Regions from separate parts of the Mus musculus genome. Here region 2 is linked to region 1. A link is a loop called in an ENCODE intact Hi-C map of the cell type or tissue named here. Cell type or tissue: heart. All regions are shown on one strand.

Region 1 (8,000 bases):
AGACTACCATCAATTAATTAATGCTGGACTTCAAAAACAGGAAAAAAACAGAAACACTATACACTAATTGAAATTGAACAATTTTCACCTCCATTATCTCCAGCTCAGGCAAGAAATAAAGAAATTGAAGACTTTCCAGAATTCAATGAAAATTAAGCCTCACACCCAAATTTATATGACACAATGAAAGCAGGCTTAAGAGGAAAGTTCATAGCACTAAGTATCTTCATAAAGAAATTAGAAAGTTCTCATATCAGTAATCTAAATCTATACCTCAAATTTCTAGAAATATTTTTTAAAAAGAGCATGCACACAAAAGTGTAGTAGAAAATGAAATACTCAAGCAGGGCTTAAATCAAGCAGTTAGAAACCATGTAAATGATTTTAAAAAATCAAAGAAACCAAAAGCTATTTCTTTGAGTAAATCAACAAGACAGACAAATCCTTAGTCAAACTAACCAAAGACAGAGAGATAGTATCCAAACAAACAAAATGAGAAATGAAAAGTGAGACTTAACAAGAGACACTGGGAAATTTCTTATTACAAAAGCCTATAAACTACAAAATTGGAAAAATCTTAACAAAATGGACCATTTTCTAGGCAGAAATACCATTTACCAAAGTTAAACTTATTTTCTTAATCCACTGCTGCTATCAGCAAGAGGGAATTGGCAAAAGCCAGAGATTTTGGGCCACAGAATAGCAAAGAGATAAAGAAAGGTATAAAATTGCCAAAAGTAATCAATGTTTACTCTCTCAATCTTCTATGGCTCTTGTTTGCCTTCCTAAGAGAAATGAATTCTGAACTGGACCTCAGCAATAATCATTGACAGCATGAAAGGCACAAGAAGGGCACATTATTTGGCCATTGGTTTACTAGCTTTTCTAAACATCATCTGGGCTAAGGAAAAACTCTAGTAGCTGCTAGGCGAGGTGTCCAATGGGCCCAAAACAGTATGATCAGCTCATGTAGGCTGTTAATTCAACCAGCGGACAAAACTCTCCTACTCATTCTGATGTTGGACAAGGTGATACCACCACTTTAAATTTTTCTGTTTTTTTATTGTGTTTTTTTTGTTTGTTTTTGTTTTTTGGGGTTTTGTTGTTGTTGTTGTTGTTGTTGTTGTTGTTGTTGTTGTTGTTTTTGAGACAGGGTTTCTCTGTGTAGTCCTGGATGTCCTGGAACTCACTCTGTAGATCAGACTGGCCTCAAACTCAGAAATTCACCTGCCTCTGCCTCCCAAGTGCTCAGATTAAAGGCTTGTGCCACCATGCCCGGCTCCTAAATTTCTTTATTGATTTCCCAGGATAATAAGTGAGTATACAATTGCATAATATATAACACTTACATTTTACATATTTATAACTAAGTTAGGAGATAGGTTTGTTGTTGTTTTTTCTTAAATGGGCCAAATTGCATCTAGACATGAGGGAATAACTTTTTATAAAAACACATGGTCCAAAAGACGGAAAACAAAGAGAAATGATGTGATTTATGTTCATCAGCCACCAATTGTAATTGTACAAAAGAATAATGTACCCTCTTAAAATGGAGGACAGAGTATAAAAGGCCAGAAATGTGGACACCAGAGCCAGAATGTTCTGGGTGGCTCTGGATTCAGGGGAGTTTCTTCTAGAAACATGTGTGCTATGGATGTGTAGAACCCTCTGCTTGTGTTTAAATAGAATGACTATCATGGAGCCACTAGACCAGGCAATGAGCACAGAAAAGAAGAATTCAGGGAACATTACGAATGCTGCATAGAGAAATTCAGTGATATTTTCTTTCTTTACTATTGAGCAGTATCCAAAATCTTGTAATTTTGTCACATTTTTACTATTCATTTTTATAAATGGGTACACAAGGATAAAAAAATGTATTAGCATGTGCAAGATCCACATGAGGGAAATGGAACTGCTGATGTGTTTTACAGCTTTGACTTTATGATCCTTCCAACAGGATTTTCTGGGGCTGATGGTCATGGCCTGAAAAACACTCAAGAGGCAAGTGGTCCAAATGGACACACTTCTCCCAAATCCTTGAATATAGAATAGGAGCTCACATACAATATCATTCAAGAACTGCTTCAGTCCCCAAAGTCCTATTATGTGGGGCACTCCTGAAGAAAGAATGAACAAGGAATTGGCTGCCAGTAGGTGCAATAGAATGAAATCTGTAGGCTTTAATCTGCATTTTCTGTAGTAAAGGACTAGATAGTAGAACATAAGAAAGAAATTTACCAGAATTCCAACTGTAGTTTGTGATAATAAAGTGATTCTGGCAGCCAGATTCCAGAAGGCTATTCTGTGCTTCATATTTTCCTTTAGAATATATCCCCACCATTTCTCGAGTTAGATGAATAATACCAACTGATTATAGCTGGGTGTGAAAGAAGATGCCATTAACCATGGAGCTTCAGAGATGCTGAAACAAAAAAATATCCTGGAACTTCAAGAATACAGGATCAGTAAAAACCACATAAAATGCCTCATCCCCAAAATTTTGACAGGAGTACTCATTTTCCATATGTGCTATTGTGGGATTACCCAATAACTCATAATGTACATATTTATGAGAAGACATCCATCAAGACTCTTTGAAAATGCAGCATTCAGGATAATGTGATGTTAGTTCATGAGAAACAAGTAAAATTGACATGTAATATAAACAAATATAAAGTAAAACTTTCAAAATACAGTGATAATTGGTATTCATGTTGTAAAAGAAATCAGTTTTGTTTGAAAATTAAACAAAACATTTTTTATTGATTATTTGGGAGTTTCACAGAACTTAACCTGATCTCATTCACTTGCACATCTTTCCAGATTTTCCCCAAAGAAAAGATTATCCAAAGAAAAAGAAAAAAGTAATTAAAATATTAATTCCAATTTGTTTTACGCATATATTCTCTAGAGTATGGTCAGTTTTCTCTAATAAGACAATTATTAATGCATGTCTCATCTAAAACCCAAAGATAAGTAATGAGAAATAAATAAAACCACTCAAAATATGTCTATAGTCTCATGACAGAGCAAGTATCCCTATATCTTTTATTTGTTGGAGTCATCTTTGGTTTAACCTGTAATTGACCCTGCCTTTTCTACAACCTCCCACAAAAAGTTCCATTGGAATATACCTGACCCTGTTCTATATGATGGGAGTTCAAGTGCCCCACAAATTGCATGGTTTTGAATTATGTAATAATGCTTGATCTCTTTGCTTCCTAATTCCAACTGCTAACCAGGTTATAGGTTTTCTGAATTCTTTGCCTTTAAAAAACTCCATGTAAAATGAACTCCAGGCTGCTATATGAGTAATGTTTCTCTTTAGAGAGTCCTCAAGTCTGTTAAATACAAACTCTGAATAAGTACTTTGTTGAGGCTCAGTGGTTTTCCAGTCTTTATTCCACAAGAGTCTTAGACATGGACAAAAACTTATGTCATAGTAAGTTAATAGCTAGCTCTTATAAAAAGTCACACCACATAGACACACATGAATGTGTACACAATGTGGTCAGCGCTGTTAGAGAAATGGCAATATCTGGAGTGATGAAATCTCACTCACACACAAAAGAATAAAAATAGGCAAAATATGCCAGTAGGAGTGGCAAGGATAATGATAATATCTGGTGAATAATAACTAATAACTACTGCTGAAATGTTCAGTGACTCCACTGAAACATTTTCTGCAATAATCATGCACAAGTCAGAAGCTGAGAATGAATATGGTAAAAGAGAAGTCAATGCATCAGGTAGGCCATCAGTGCAGTGTAACAAAAGGAAACTCTCGGGTCACCATTTCTATTCCTGTGAGAGATGGTGTCTGTAAACCTTTCTAATCCTGGGGGACATCTTCTTGTAGAAGCAGAGAGTAGGAGCTTTGAATCAGTACCAGGCTCAGCCATACATCCATAGGAAATGGCACTTTTCCCTTCAAAGTAATCATCTATGTTGTGGCTCCCACCAGGAATATCAAGGACTGGAGAAGAATTGATAGTGAATGCTGGGATCTGAAGAAGTTTGAATACAGTGGGAAAACTATACGGTACTATAGGATGCACCAGAAAGTTACATCCGCCCCTTCCCCATGAACTGCAGCTGTAAAGCACTCTAGGGGATGTCTGCAGCAAACATGGATTCTACTCTGACAGGTGATGCATTCCAAGATGAGAAAGTCATACAGCCCTACTCCAAGTGTTATTTAGTATCTTCTCAGTGATGAATGTGTGTTCATGTGGGATTGAGTGTGTACAGAGGATTCTTTAAAGGCACCCATAAGCGTGACTGGGGGTGCGATGAAGAGGGTAAAAGGATACATATAAGTGACAGAAGAATCATGGACATGGTACAGTATAAACTAACAGAAAAATTGGAGAACGTGTAATTGTCAATCAAAACAATACATGTGAAGAGTGCCTTAAAGAAATATGTACATTTGTGAGCTAGTGAAACATAGGAAAGCACAAACAATAAAAATAAATATAAGTCAAGGAAATAAAGTTGAAAATATCAAACATGGACATCCTTGTTATTAAACTCAGAATCTCAGGCCCTTGCAATGGCTGTGAATGCCACTGTAAACATTTGAAAATAGGTCGCATCTTCTGAGGTGGAGTAAACATAGCTCTACACAGCAGTAATCACATTCATTTTTTCCCTGACATTCTATTCAATATTAAATTTTCTGAGAAACATATTGAATAATTACAAGGTAATTTGTGTTACAGGAGGTATTTTTATAAGGTGTACTTCAATCTGTTTAATTTTTGAAATTAAAATACAGTTGTACCTTTCTTCTCTCCAGTGCCTCCAAGAAGGCACATACCTATTCTCTCTCAAATTGTTGGCCTCTGGCTTCTTTTCTTTAATTGCTGTTACCAATATATATGTATATGTTTTGACTTATATTTATAGATATATAAAATCTACTCAGTCTGTAAAATGTTACTTGCATGTATTCATGTGTATGATTTCAGTGTTGACCATTTAGCAATGGATAACCAAATTAGGAGGCTCTTCCTGGAGGGAGAACACTTTCTTCTACTGTTGCAATCCTTCATTGCAATCCTACATCTAATTTCTGAAGAGGGAAAGCTCTCATTGCAAAACAAGGAGATCCTGACAAAAACACAACTAATCTAAATGCAGAAAACAAACAAAGAAACAAAAACATTTCACAATCTAGAATATTGTTCCTATTTTGTACCACCAGTTGCACCACCCACAATACAACTCCTGTACTCACAGCTTAGGGGAACATTGTGGTAGAGGACACAGAAAGATTCTAATAGTCAGATGGACAAATATCTGCTGCTATACTGCTTCTATTAGAAATGTTGAGGAAGCTACACGTATGATGTCTCAGCATATGATGATGGCCTAAACAAACCTGAACACTCACACCAAGAAATGTGAAAAGATGAAAGGGGAGAATTGCACGAGGAACCAGTAATCCCATATATATAAATATAACATAAAATATTTATATATAAATATTAAATATAACAACACTTATCTGGAGATATGGCTTAGAGGTTAAGAGTGTTAACTGGGGCTGGAGAGATGGTTCTGAGTTCAATCCCCAGCAACCACATGCTGACTCACAACCATCTATAATGGGATCTGTCACCCTCTTCCGGTGTGTCTGAAAGCAGTAATAAGTGTACTCATACATAAAATAAATAAATAAATCTTTTTTTTAAGTGTTGACTGGTCTTCTACAGGTTCTCATTTCAGTTCCTAGCCATCAGACGGTGTCTCATAACCATATAAAATAAGTTTTAGTGCCCTCTTTTGGCTGGCTGGCATACAGGAAGGCAGAATACTGTATATATAATAAATATATAAATCATAATAAAGAATAGCAAAACAAACCAGTTGACTTTTTATATCATCCAGTAGATATGGGAGCATTCACCAGCAGACCACACATACATGCTCAGTGGCACCCATGATCTATTACCTGATATGAACAAAACAGAATTCTACATACCAGTTCTGGCCTAAGGAGATTGCTGTCCTCTCAGCAATGATAGGAATGCGTAGCTGCTGCTTGCCAGAAGGATAGGTTTCACTGAGATCACCATGTACCTGAAATTATGAAGTCATCATTACCACTGAAATCTAATATCCCCACAGGTAAATACTAACTTTGTCTTATTTTGATAAGAGTTAAAATATAATGGAAATTATAAATTTAAAAGACTAATTTTTATTGTATGTATCAATCTGTATCATTCAAATTCTTCAACTTTTCTTACCCAATCATGTTTTATAATCTGGATCAACATAGCACCTAAAGACCAACACCAGTCCTGTTTTCTCTCTGTTTCCATCTTCTATGTTCTTTCAGTATATTATATTCACTGGTATATCAGGCAGAAATAACATGCCCCTAGTAACTCTGCAGAGCCCGTCAATCAATCAGGGACTTAATTATCTTACAATGACCTATATGTGCACATTTCCTCTCAAGGAAAAATTAAGTTGTATTCTTCAATTTCTCTGCTTCAAAAGTTCTTACGTTGATCACATTGGACCAGTGTTTACTGACCTCATGAACCATGTTTTGACAGATGTCTTCCTTCTTTGTCTAGAAGACTCCTCAGTGTGGGCATCACAGATGCAGATTGTTCCCTAATTTTCATTGTATCTTGTCCTAGGCCATGATAAAGTCCCCATCTCCATATTCAATGTTAGATTTTTTTTTGTTTCTATGGATTGCAAGTTAGACTTAATTTTATTTTTTACTGATTCTAATATACTCCTTGCATCCAGAACCTTAAAAGAAATGGAAAATGAAAATTTTTATTAATTAAATGTAAAGGAGTCTACAGTGGTAAGAATTTATGAGTCAATGCTATCCTTATAATAAATAAAGACATAATAAATACATACCTCTTTAATGTTTATAACTGTCTGATGTGGACAGTGGTTTCAACTGTCAAGACGTACAATTATAAACAAAAAGGGAAAGTACCTCTGGAAATCCAAAAACTCATTATTTCAAAGTAGCTCCTGGAAGGTCTTGTACTTGGCTTGTGTGCTGAAAACACAGGAACCTCAGTCTCTAATCACAAAGCCGTACGAGTTGGTCTATTACATATTCTGCTTTCTATGAAGTTTGGCTTCTCTACCTGATATTTTGTTTATCGTATACTTTTGGCGGTAGGAAGTTTTCATTTGGGGGGACTAGAATGATGATTAAATTGTAAAGACCACTTGCTGCTGTTGCAGAGGACCTGAGCTTTGCTCCCAACACCCCAAAAACTTCCTGTAAGTCCAGTTCCAGGACATTCACACACTCTCTTCTGTTCTTTGAAGGCAGTGCATTCTCAGAGTGCACATACATGCATGTGGGCAAATAATTCCTGCACACAAAATCAAAATAGATAATAAAAAAATCTTTTCAAAAAAAGTTTTCATTTTGAAGTAAAGGATTATTTAAAGGGCAAATGACAAACTTAAATAAGATTTTACTAAAATGCAGTATTCTAAATCTGACCTGGTTTTTAAAACAAACAAACAAACAAGAACTGTCTCACCTCCCAATTCCATTTCACAAGCACAGGATAGATTTGGTGTTTAATGTCCCCAGAAATATGCATCACTTTCATTGAGAGTAAAAGGATATACTGTTAAGTACAGATGAATTCCTAACACCATTACTCTGTACAAAGTGCATCATGAAAAACCACTATGTGCTGACTTAGCAAGATAAGAAAAATCAAGTCACTAAAATATTTTATTTAAAATTCTGTATATACTTTCTATTTCTTATACTGATGAACTCATTATAATAAAAGTTGTAATTCAGTCAAAGAGAAGATGCATCTGAGATACCATAAAGGCATCTGAAAAATGCATTAGGTTTAGAGATGCAGGTAGAAGAGGAGTAGAACCCAGACCCCACCCCCCAACTACAATGGTCATTAGCAACAGCGATAATCACTGAGGAAAGGCATGGTCAGGTTATGCCTAACATTAGAGTGTGAATAAAC
Region 2 (8,000 bases), 350 kb before region 1:
TAAACACAAAGGTAACTTAGTCAAACGATGAAGATGCTGTAGTAGTAAGTCACTGTGATAACTCACCTTACCTTATATGGTATGTAGGTATTATTAATATAGGTGACCTTTTCTTTGGTTACAGACCATATTAAACATTATCATGGAACTATTAGAAGCATGCTACCCCTGGGAGATGTAGGACATGAATCTGTTTTTAGTGTAAAATACATTCTTGTGTGACAGTATATTTATGAGTAAGAGAAGCAGCTGCATCTGCAGTGAATAATCCCTGGTGAGAAAGCTTTTTGAAACCTCCCTCTTTAACTTTGCAAGGTAACACTGAAGCAAAGTTACAGTATGAGGATCAGGCTGGAACCAACTCTTATTGTGTTATCTCTTGGTTTAGTCACACTCTAACGTCAGGCATAACCTGACCATGCCTTTCCTCAGTGTTTATCGCTGTTGCTAATGGCCCTTGTAAATGGGGGGTCTGGGTTCTACTCCTTGTCTACATGCATCTCTAAACCTAATTCATTTTTTCAGATGCCTTTACGTGTATCTCAGAAGCATCTTCTCTTTGACTGAATTACAACTTTTATTATAATGAGTTCATCAGTATAAGAAGTAGAAAGTATACACACAATTTTAAATAAAATATTTTAGTGACTCGATTTTTCTTATCTTGCTAAGTCAGCACATAGTGGTTTTTCATGATGCACTTTGTACAGAGTAATGGTGTTAGGAATTCATCTGTACTTATCCTTTTCACCTCAATGAAAGTGGTGCATATTTCTGGGGACATTAAACACCAAATCTATCCTGTGCTTGTGAAATGGAACTGGGAGGTGAGACAGTTTTTGTTTGTTTGTTTTAAAAACAGGTCAGATTTAGAATACTGCATTTTAGTAAAATCATATTTAAATTTGTCTTTTGCCCTTTAAATAATCCTTTACTTCAAAATGAAAACTTTTTTTGAAAAGATTTTTTTATTATCTATTTTGATTTTATGTGCAGGAATGATTTGCCTACATGCATGTATGTGCACTCTGTGAATGCACTGCCTTCAAAGAACAGAAGAGAGTGTGTGAATGTCCTGGAACTGGAATTACAGGAAGTTTTGGGGTGTTGGGAGCAAAGCTCAGGTCCTCTGCAACAGCAGCAAGTGGACTTTACAATTTAATCATCATTCTAGTCCCCCCAAATGAAAACTTCCTACCGCCAAAAGTATACAGTAAACAAAATATCAGGTAGAGAAGCCAAACTGCATAGAAAGCAGAATATGTAATAGACCAACTCGTACGGCTTTGTGATTAGAGACTGAGGTTCCTGTGTTTTCAGCACACAAGCCAAGTACAAGACCTTCCAGGAGCTACTTTGAAATAATGAGTTTTTGGATTTCCAGAGGTACTTTCCCTTTTTGTTTATAATTGTACGTCTTGACAGTTGAAACCACTGTCCACATCAGACAGTTATAAACATTAAAGAGGTATTTATTTATTATGTATTTATTTATTATAAGGATAGTATTGACTCATAAATTCTTACCACTGTAGACTCCTTTACATTTAATTAATAAAAAAATTCATTTTCCATTTCTTTTAAGGTTCTGGATGCAATGAGTATAGTAGAAGCAGTAGAAAATAAAATTAAGTCTAACTTGTAATCCATAGGAACAAAAAAAACTAATATTAAATATGGAGATGGGGATGTTATCATGGCGTAGGACAAGATACAATGAAAATTAGGGAACAATCTGCATCTGTGATGCCCACACTGAGGAGTCTTCTAGACAAAGAAGGAAGACATCTGTCAAAACATGGTTCATGAGGTCAGTAAACACTGGTCCAATGTGATCAATGTGAGAACTTTTGAAGCAGAGAAATTGAAGAATACAACTTAATTTTTCCTTGACAGGAAATGTGCACATATGGGTCAATGTAAGATAATTAAGTCCCTGATTGATTAACGGGCTCTGCAGAGTTACTAGGGGCATGTTATTTCTGCCTGATATACCAGTGAATATAATATACTGAAAGAACATAGAAGATGGAAACAGAGAGAAAACAGGACTGGTGTTGGTCTTTAGGTGCTATGTTGATCCAGATTGTAAAACATGATTGGGTATGAAAAGCTGAAGAATTTGAATGATACAGATTGATACACATACAATAAAAATAAGTCTTTTAAAATTATAATTTCCATTATATTTTAACTCTTATTAAAATAAGACAAACTTAATATTTACCTGTGGGGATATTAGATTTCAGTGGTAATGATGACTTCATAATTTCAGGTACATGGTGATCTCAGTGAAACCTATCCTTCTGGCAATCAGCAGCTACCCATTCCCATCATTGCTGAGATGACAGCAATCTCCTTAGGCCAGAACTGGTATGTAGAATTCTGTTTTGTGCATATGGGGATCATGGGCTGCCACTGAGCATGTGTGTGTGGTCTGCTGGTGAATGCTCCCATATCTACTGGATGGTATAAAAAGTCAACTGGTTTGTTTTGCTATTCTTTATTATGATTTATTTATTTATTATATATACAGTATTCTGACTTCCTGTATGCCAGCCAGCAAAAAGATGGCACTAAATCTTGTTTTATATAGTTATGAGACACCATGTGATTGCTAGGAACTAAAATGAGAACCTGTAGAAGACCAGTCAACACTTAAAAAAAAAAGATTTATTTATTTATTTTATGTATGAGTACACTTATTACTGTTTTCAGACACACCGGAAGAGGGTGACAGATCCCATTATAGATGGTTGTGAGTCAGCATGTGGTTGTTGGGGATTGAACTCAGAAGCATCTCCCCAGTTAACACTCAACCTCTAAGCCATCTCTCCAGATAAGTGTTGTTATATTGAACAATGGGATTACTGGTTTCTCATGCAATTCTCCCCTTTCATCTTTTCACATCTCTTGGTGTGAGTGTTCAGATTTGTTTAGGCCATCATCATATGCTGAGACGTCATATGTGTAGCTTCCCCAACATTTCTAATAGAAGCAGTATAGCAGCAGATATTTGTCCCTCTGACTATTAGAATCTCTCTGTGTCCTCTACAATGTTCCCTAAGCTGTGAGTGCAGGAGTTGTATTGTGGGTGGTGCAACTGGTGGTACAAAATGGGAACAATATTCTAGATTGTGAAAAGTTTTTGTTTCTTTGTTTTCTGCATTTAGATTAGTTGTGTTTTTGTCAGGGTCTCCTTGTTTTGCAATGAGAGCTTTCTATCTTTAGAAATTAGTTGAAGGATTACAATGAAGGACTGCAACAATAGAAGAAAGTATTCTCCCTCCAGGAAGAGCCTCCTAATTTGGTTATCCATTGCTAAATGGTCAACACTGAAATCATACACATGAATACATGCAAGTAACATTTTACAGACTGAGTAGATTTTATATATCTATAAATATAAATCCAAACATATACATATATATTTGTAACAGCAATTAAAGAAAAGAAGCCAGAGGCCAACAATTTGAGAGAGAGTAGGTGTGTGCCTTCTTGGAGGCACTGGAGAGAAGAAAGGTGCAACTGTATTTTAATTTCAAAAATTAAACAGATTGAAGTACACCTTATAAAAAAACCTCCTGTAACACAAATTACCTTGTAATTATTCAATATATTTCTCAGAAAATTTAATATTGAATAGAATGTCAGGGAAAAAAATGAATGTGATTACTGCTGTGTAGAGCTATGTTTACTCCACCTCAGAAGATGTGACCTATTTTCAAATGTTTACAGTGGTATCCACAGCCATTGCAAGGGCCTGAGATTCTGAGTTTAATAACAAGGATGTCCATGTTTGATATTTTCAACTTTATTTCCTTGATTTATATTTATTTTTATTGTTTGTGCTTTCCTATGTTTCACTAGCTCACAAATGCACATATTTCTTTAAGGCACTCTTCACATGTATTGTTTTGATTGACAATTACACATGTTCTCCAATTTTTCTGTTTAGTTTATACTGTGCCATGTCCATTATTCCTTCTGTCACTTATATGTATCCTTTTACCCTCTTCATCACACCCCAAGTCACGCTTATGGGTGCCTTTAAAGTATCCTCTGTACACTCTCAATCCCACATGAACACACATTCATCACTGAGAAGATACTAAATAACATTTGGAGTAGGGCTGTATGACTTTCTCATCTTGGAATGCATCACCTGTCAGGGTAGATTCCATGTTTGCTGCAGACATCCCCTAGAGTGCTTTACAGCTGCAGTTCATGGGGAAGGGGCAGATATAACTTTCTGGTACATCCTATAGTACCGTATAGTTTTCCCACTGTATTTAAACTTCTTCAGATCCCAGCATTCACTATCAATTCTTCTCCAGTCCTTGATATTCCTGGTGGGAGCCACAACATAGATGATTACCTTGAAGGGAAAAGTGCCATTTCCTATGGATGTATGGCTGAGCCTGGTACTGATTCAAAGCTCCTACTCTCTGCTTCTACAAGAAGATGTCCCCCAGGATTAGAAGGGTTTACAGACACCATCTCGCACAGGAATAGAGATGGTGACCCGAGAGTTTCCTTTTGTTACACTGCACTGATGGCCTACCTGATACATTGACTTCTTTTTTTACCATATTCATTCTCAGCTTCTGACTTGTGCATGATTATTGCAGAAAATGTTTCAGTAGAGTCACTGAACATTTCAGCAGTAGTTATTAGTTATTATTCACCAGATATTATCATTATCCTTGCCACTCCTACTGGCATATTTTGCCTATTTTTATTCTTTTGTGTTAGTGAGATTTCATCACACCAGATATTGCCATTTCTCTAACAGTGCTGACCACATTGTGTATACATTCATGTGTGTCTATGTGGTGTGACTTTTTATAAGAGATAGCTATTAACTTACTATGACATAAGTTTTTGTTCATGTCTAAGACTCTTGTGGAATAAAGACTTGAAAACCACTGAGCCTCAACAAAGTACTTATTCAGAGTTTGTATTTAACAGACTTGAGGACTCGCTAAAGAGAAACATTTCCCATACAGCAGGCTGGAATTCATTTTACATGGAGTTTTTTAAATGCAAAGAATTCAGAAAATCTATATCCTGGTTAGCAGTTGGAATCAGGAAGCAAAGAGATCAAACATTATTACATAATTCAAAACCATGCAATTTGTCGGGCACTTGGACTCCCATCATATTGAACAGGGTCAGGTATATTCCAATGGAACTTTTTGTGGGAGGTTGTAGAAAAGGCAGGGTCAATTACAGGTTAAACCAAAGATGACTCCAACAAATAAAAGATATAGGGACACTTGCCCTGTCATGAGACTATAGATATATTTTGAGTGGTTTTATTTATTTCTCATTACTTATCTTTGGGTTTTAGATGAGACATGCATTAAGAATTGTCTTATTAGAGAAAACTGACCATATTCTAGAGAATATATGCGTAAAACAAATTGGAATTAATATTTTAATTTCATTTTTATTTTTCCTTGGATAATCTTTTATTTGGGGAAAATCTGGAAAGATGTGGAAGATCAGGTTAAGTTCTGTGAAACTCTCAAATAATCAATAAAAAATGTTTTGTTTAATTTTTATAGTTGTTATTGAAGCTGATTTCTTTTACAACATGAATACCAAATATCAGTGTATTTTGAAAATTTTACTTTACATTTGTTTATATTGCATGTCAGTTTTACTTGTTTCTCATGAACCAACATCACATTATCCTGAATGCTGCATTTTCAAAGTGTCTTGATGGATGTCTTCTCATAAATATGTACATGATGAGTTATTGGGAAATCTCACAAGAACACACATGGAAAATGACTACTTCTGTCAAAATTTTGGGGATGAGGCATTTTATGTGGTTTATACTGATCCTGTATTCTTGAAGTTCCAGGATATTTTTTGTTTCAGCATCTCTGAAGCTCCATGGTTAATGGCATCTTCTTTCACCTCCAGCTATAATCAGTTGGTATTATTCATCTAACTTGAGAAATGGTGAGGATATATTCTAAAGGAAAGTATGATGAAGCACAGAATAGACTTCTGGAATCTGGCTACCAGAATCATTTTATTATCCCAAACTACAGTTGGAATTCTGGTAAATTTCTCTCTTATGTTCCACTATCTAGTCCTTTACTACAGAGAATGCAGATTAAAGCCTACAGATTTCATTCTATTGCACCTACTGGCAGCCAATTCCTTGTTCATTCTTTCTTCAGGAGTGCCCCACATAATAGCATTTTGGGGACTGAAGCAGTTCTTGAATGATATTGTATGTGAGTTCCTATTCTATATTCAAGGATTTGGGAGAAGTGTGTCCATTTGGACCACTTGCCTCTTGAGTGTTTTTCAGGCCATGACCATCAGCCCCAGAAAATCCTGTTGGAAGGATCATAAAGTCAAAGCTATAATGCACAATGGCTGTTCCATTTCCCTCATGTGGGTCTTGCACATGCTAATGCATTTTATTATCTTTGTGTACCCATTTATAAAAATGAATAGTAAAAATGTGACAAAACTACAAGATTTTGGATACTGCTCAGTAGTAAAGAAACAAAATATCACTGAATTTCTCTATGCAGCATTGGTGATGTTCCCTGAATTCTTCTTTTCTGTGCTCATTGCCTGGTCCAGTGGCTCCATGATAGTCATTCTATTCAAACACAAGAAGAAGGTTCAACATATCCATAGCACACATGTTTCTAGAAGAAACTCCCCTGAATCCAGAGCCACCCAGAACATTCTGGCTCTGGTGTCCACATTTCTGGCCTTTTATACTCTGTCCTCCATTTTAAGAGGGTGCATTGCTCTTTTGTACAATTACAATTGGTGGCTGATGAACATAAATCACATCACTTCTCTGTGTTTTCCGTCTTTTGGGCCATGTGTTTTCATGAGAAGTTACTCCCTCATGTCTAGATTCAACTTGGCCCATTTAAGAAAAATAAACCTATCTCCTAACTTAGTTATAAATATGTAAAATGTAAGTGTTATATATTATGCAGTCGTATACTCACTTATTACCCTGAGAAATCAAAAAAGAAATTTAAGGTGGTAGCACCTTGTCCAAAATCAAAATTAGTAGGAGAGTTTTGTCTGCTGGTCGAGTTAGCAGCCTACATGAGCTGATCACACTATTTTTGGTTTTTTTATACAGGGTTTCTCTGTATAGCCCTGACTGTCCTGGAACTCACTCTGTAGACCAGGTTGGCCTCAAACTCAGAAATCCACCTGCCTCTGCCTCCCAAGTGCTCGGATTAAAGGCTTGTGCCACCACCGCCCGGCTTGACCAACTATTTTGGGCCCATTGGACACCTCGCCTAGCAGCTACTAGAGTTTTTCCTTAGTCCAGATGATGTTTAGAAAAGCTAGTAAACCAACTGCCAAAAAAAAAAAATGTGCCCTTCTTCTGCCTTTCATGCTGTCAACGATTATTGCTGAGGTCCAGTTCAGAATTCATTTCTCTTAGGAAGGCAAGCAAGAGCCATAGGAGATTGAGAGAGTAAACATTGATTACTTTTGTCAATTTTATACCTTTCTTTATCTCTTTGCTATTCTGTGGCCCAAAACCTCTGGCTTCTGCCAATTCAGTCTTGCTATAGCAGCAGTGGATAAAGAAAAGAAGTTTAACTTTGGTAAATGGTATCTCTGCCTAGAAAACTGTCCATTTTGTTAAGATTTTTCCAATTTTATAGATACAGGCTTTTGCAATAACACCTAATGATTCATTACATTTCCCTAGTGTCTCTTGTTAAGCCTCACTGTTCATTTCTGATTTTGTTTGTTTGGAAACTGTCTCTCTTTCTTTTGGTTAGTTTGACTAAGAATTTGTCTGTCTTGTTGATTTACTCAAAGAAACAGCTTTTGGTTTCTTTGATTTTTTTGAATCATTTACATTGTTTCTAACTGCATGATTTAAGCCCTGTTTGATTATTTCATTTTCTACTACACTTTTGTGTGCATGCTCTTTTTAAAAATTATTTCAAATAATTTGAGGTATAGATTTAGATTGCTGATATGAG

What was found. A loop is a pair of places that touch in the nucleus more often than their neighbours do. Peaks named below come from ENCODE experiments on the same cell type or tissue, not always from the same donor. Only the 100,000 strongest peaks of a DNase experiment are listed, where the experiment ranks them.
Region 2: it touches region 1 in a loop (8-fold over the local background); 9 of 42 quality-filtered maps call a loop at or near these places.

Annotation. Positions count from the first base shown.
Region 1 is chr7:26,261,147-26,269,146 of GRCm38, reverse strand. Vmn1r184 (vomeronasal 1 receptor, 184) reads right to left here and starts at 2,316. Exons shown (of 1, transcript NM_001167540.1): 1 at 1,372-2,316. The coding sequence starts at 2,316. The coding sequence ends at 1,372. In heart, no CTCF peak of the experiment used is centred here; no DNase peak of the experiment used is centred here.
Region 2 is chr7:26,610,077-26,618,076 of GRCm38, reverse strand. Vmn1r185 (vomeronasal 1 receptor 185) reads left to right here and starts at 5,999. Exons shown (of 1, transcript NM_134231.1): 1 at 5,999-6,958. The coding sequence starts at 5,999. The coding sequence ends at 6,958. In heart, no CTCF peak of the experiment used is centred here; no DNase peak of the experiment used is centred here.